Linked DNA regions of Homo sapiens: region 2 is linked to region 1. A link is an interaction called in ENCODE POLR2A ChIA-PET data of the cell type or tissue named here. Cell type or tissue: A673. All regions are shown on one strand.

Region 1 (2,500 bases):
GTCTAGTGTGAGTAACAAATTACTACAAATTAAGCAGCTTCAAGCAACACTCATGTATATGTCCTAGTGTCTGACTCAGGTGTCCAAGCATAGCTGGGCCCTCTGCTGAGGGTCTCATAAAGCTGCACCCAGGTGTTCACCATAGCAGGATTCTCATCAGACCCTTTACTGGGGAGGATCTTACTTCCAAGATCTCCTAAATGGTTGATAGAATTCACTTCCTTGAGGCTGTAGAATCCATGTAAGTTTGCTTCTTCAAAGTCAGAAGCAGATAGAGAAGGAAGGAGGAAGACAGAAAGAATCTGCTAAAACAATAGAACCATTCAACTGGCCACAATCACAGGAGTAACATCCCATCACTTTTGCCATATTCCATTAGTTGGTTGCAAGTCATAGGCCATGCCCATACCCAACAGGAGGTGAGGATGAAGAGGGGCCACCTGAGGGTGTGACCTAACAATCTCCCTCCAAGGGTCAAATTGTGCCCCTGGGCACTGACCCTCACTAACAAAAAAGTCTCAGAGTTTGTGATGATCTTTGACATTTGTGACTTCTACAAGATTCCACGATCTCTCCTGAAATTTGGTAGCCAGTCCCACTTTACTCACCAGATCCACCACAACATATTTGGGGCTAAGCAGTGATAGCAGATGCTTACAAGTAAAGAAACTCATTACAGGAGTACTTATGGGCCTGGCCTCAAGCGGACCAAGTCTGAGCTGCATTCAGCCCCAGCTAGAGTCCACTTCTGCTCTTTCCATAGCATAGTCATTACTTGGGTCAATACAGAGCTTTCTTTTGCTTCCATCTGATGTGCCTCTGTAGAACAAACTGGTTTAAAAATTTGGGTCCATGATGGTAATTCTTTATCTGAGATGAAAGATGCAAAATTATCAAATGCAAAGAGCATGAGAGTGAAACTTATGCTTCTTCTATAGCAGGATGTCTTATCCAAAATAAGTTTCACTTCAGCCCCAGAATCATTGCTTCTGTTAAGTTGTCAGGAACAAGTCTAGCTGGAAAAAGGATGACAAGGAGGAGCAGGAGGAGGAGGAAGAACAAGAATTAGGCTCATCACAGATATATATAAGGAGCATAGATGGGCAAAGAGAAAGGAGGAGTGGTTCTTGGAGACCCGCTGTTGACTTCCCAGGAAAGCTCTCAGACTATGGCCATGCAGGTAGATACCAAGCTCACTTACCTTCAGTTGTACTCACTCAAATCTTTCCTAAGTTACCCTGATCAGACAGCTTGCAGCCAGATCATGAGGTACATGTAGGACATGGCATGAAGTTTTAGTTTCATTCTGAACCAAGGAAAGCCACTGAGGAATTCTGAGCTGCAGAAAGTCACTTTGACTGATTTATGGAAAGTGGATTGAAGGGGAATAATTGAGGAAGCATTTTGGAAACCAGTGAGGAGGCCATAGCCATTGTTCCCATGAGAGCTCCCAGCCAGAACTGTGGGGAGACACTTTAGATGTAGCCATGGGACATAGGTGACTCAGACTGCTAGTCGCCAGGGCAGGCTATACCAGAAGTAGAGACACTCCCCAGACTTCATGAATGGATCCCTCTTCCTCCTGATTAGCTTTAGGCAATATTTCTTCTGTGAAAATAATTTCTGGAGAATGATTTTCCTTCTTCAAACACACAAAGATGTGTGAAAAAGCAAAACTAGATATATTAATGGCTCAAAATAATAAGAGAGGAGTTAAAAAAAAAACTTTACACTATAAAAACAGTTTCCTAAAGTTAAAGACAAAAATGCCATTTGGGTTTCACAAATATGTTTTGGATCATGTAAATCATATTAACAATTAAAATTAAAGAATGAGATCTTTCATTAAGGAAGCTACATACAATGTTCAGCTGCAGATTTTATGTCTTCTCAAGCTGTAGGCAGCCATCACCTCAAACTATTTTCTGTTCTCTCCTAGATTACATGTGAGAAGGATTAGCCAGGTCAAAGTCTTGGTAAAGTAAAAGTGTAGGAAGAGGAGCCATCTCCTGAGCCTGATGCATGTCTTTTGTTGGAATATTAGGCTGCAGTAGTTTAACGGCACATATTAGGGACCATATTATCTTCTTTTTTCTTATTGTTAGAAAATTGGTAGGTGCCCATGTATGGGAAATTATGTTTCTAAGTTGTTGTTGTTTTTTTAACTCTAGTACTGCTGTAAGATTCTGCACAACTTTTTTTTCTTTTAACTTTTATTTTAGGTTCAGGGGTACATGCACAGCTTTGTTATATAGGTGAATTGTTGTCATGGAGGTTTGGTGTAAAGATCACCCAGGTACTAAGCATAGTACCTGACAGGTAGTTTTACTGATTCTCTCCCTCCTGCCACCCGCCACCCTCATGTCGGCCCCTGTGTCTATTGTTCTTTTCTTTGTGTCCATATGTTCTCATTATATTGCTCCCATTTATAAGTGAGAGCATGTGGTATTTGGTTTTGTGTTCCTATGTTAGTTTGCTTAGGATAGCGGTCTCCAGCTCC
Region 2 (2,500 bases), 58 kb before region 1:
TTAAAAGTGACTGGATTTACACACAGAAGTTTGGGTGATTTTTCCTCTTCTCTCATAATGTTCAATCTCTGAATCAAATGTCCTTTTCAAATACATGCATTAGTTTCCTAGGACTGTTGTAACAAATTATCACAAACTTTGTGGCTTAAAATAAGATAAATTTATTCAGTCCCAGTTCTGGAGGCTAGAAATCCAAAATCATGGCCCAGGCCATGCTCCCTCTGAATGCTCTAAGAAGGAGTCCATCCTACATCTTCCTAGCTTCTAGTGGATGCCAGCAATCTTTGGTGTTCCTTGGCTTACAGCTGCACCACCCAACATCTTGATTACATTTGCAAAGACCCTGTTTCCAATGAAGGTCTCATTCACAGGTTTCAGGCAGACATGAATTTTTGGGAGATACTCTCTAATAGTACAATATTTTAGAGCTTTCTTCCTTTTGTTGAGACAAAGATCAAATATGTGTTATAAGGGACTGGCCTATATTTCTTTGGAATCCAAATATGGCTTTTGTTATATCACCTAGCATAAGGTTCAGTACATACTGGCATTTATTAAACACTTGATGAATGACAGAGTAAAGGAAAATACCAGGTATGGGAGGAAAATGTAATAATTAAAAACAGATAAATGAATAAATCATTCTATATGAAGCTAATTTTAAAATCTACAAGAACAGAGACAATTTCTATAACCTCCTCATGATCAATTTTAATATCATCATCATGTATTAAAGAATCTGACAAAATCACACCTGTCTATCCTCCTCATAGATGTTACAAAAAGGCTGCTTCCTAAATAGAACCATAACAAAAATACTACTACTACTAATAAGCCCTGAACATGAGCTGAAAACCCTTTAACTCAAGGTCAGAGTAACACTGAGCAAAGCTATACAATACAGAAAGAATGTCATTGATTTCATTGGTAGATGCTCTTTATGTTTTGAAAAGATAGGTGCATAAATATAGGCACAAAGTAGGTTAGCAAACCAAGTAGTTTAGGAGCGTTGAGTAGGTTGGGAAGATAAGTAACTATGTAGGCAAATATATATATATATATATATACACATACATACATATAGGTTAGATAAGTAGAATAATTAGGTAAGTAGATAAAATTTAACTGTGGACCTATTTGCATTTTCCAGAACTCTCAGACAACAATATCCTGAGAAAAATACAACAACAGAAAGGGCTACAGTGGGACAGATTGAGGAGTGGGGATCTGAGTACAGGTTAAATTATTAGAAGGCAAAAGGGAGGACACCAGTAACTGTATACTAACAGTCCATAAATTGAAAGCAATTAAAATAGCATGCCCCTGAAATGCACCTACCACAGGGTGCATTCCAGTTCTGCATTCTCCAAATCCTTAATTACCCTTCACTGGATGGGAACTTTGATCCCTTATAAATTGCCTTAGCCCCCAGGGAACTGGAGATCCAGCTCTTGGGAGCCCTCTTGTCAGTGGAGCAGCCCCATTGTTTGGGAACAGAGCTCAGCAACAAAGAGAGAAAAGGGCAGACATCAATCAAGTCAAATGACAAGCTCCTCAAAGGGTCTGAGTGACCTCATTTTTGCCTAGTGAAATCCTATTAAGAGGCTTTCAGGAAGCTCACAGTTTAATTCAACAGTAATTACCTTTGTACAGTGAATAACAATCCTAATTTATTAACTGTATATAAATAGTATATGACTTAATTTTTAATAAACACAGCCCGCCTCAGGTGCCAGTGAGGAACATGGGCATATATTCATAGAAGTTCCTGTTCTGCTTGAGCAAAGCAAAAGAGAAAAGTAATTCAAAGCAGGTCAAGATATTACTTTTGCAGTCAATAAAAAGTTATGAGCATGCTCAGATGCCGTTCAAAACATTCCAAGATATGTCCTGGCTTCCTTGAGCCACCCACAGTTCAACAGCAGACAACAGAGAAATACAATAAGATGAAGGCATATATCAGAAATAAAATATGTATCAATAAGAATGTGTTCACCACAAGTTAACTTTGAAAAAGCTTATTAAAAAGGGCTTAAATAATAAAGTTATATTTTGTTTACTTAATAAGGAATTTGAAAAAAGTAACTCAGTGCAACAGCTCAATAACATCTCAAAAATCCAAGTTCTTTGTGTCCATTCGTTCTGCCATCCTCATTCTTACATCTGTGCCTTTATCATCACAAGAGGGCAGCCACCGCTCCAAGCACATTCAAGGCAAAAGACTGCTTCCTAATAAGAAATATAAATAAAACCATCTATGAGCCTAAGTAAATGTCTCTAGTTTTATGGTCCAGTAAAGGAATTATCCTTTTTGGAGTGCTGAGTAGGTTGGGAAGATAAGTAACTATGTAGGTGAATATATACATACATATAGGTTACATAAGTAGAATAATTAGGTAGATAGATAACATTTAACTGTGGACCTATTTGCATTTTCCAAACCTCTCAGGAATTATCCTTTTCTGAACCATAAGACTAGAGAAATTTGCTTAGGTTCATT

What was found. ChIA-PET counts read pairs that join two places held together with the same protein. Peaks named below come from ENCODE experiments on the same cell type or tissue, not always from the same donor. Only the 100,000 strongest peaks of a DNase experiment are listed, where the experiment ranks them.
Region 2: POLR2A ChIA-PET joins it to region 1 with 11 read pairs; 2 of 35 experiments call an interaction of 5 or more read pairs at or near these places.

What each region holds. Positions count from the first base shown.
Region 1 is chr10:109,507,832-109,510,331 of GRCh38, forward strand. No RefSeq gene overlaps it. Among named protein-coding and RNA genes, the nearest start is that of XPNPEP1, 410 kb to the right of the region's middle. In A673, no CTCF peak of the experiment used is centred here; no DNase peak of the experiment used is centred here.
Region 2 is chr10:109,449,448-109,451,947 of GRCh38, forward strand. No RefSeq gene overlaps it. Among named protein-coding and RNA genes, the nearest start is that of XPNPEP1, 470 kb to the right of the region's middle. In A673, a CTCF peak has its summit at 2,186 (motif pointing right); a DNase peak (open chromatin) is centred at 1,504.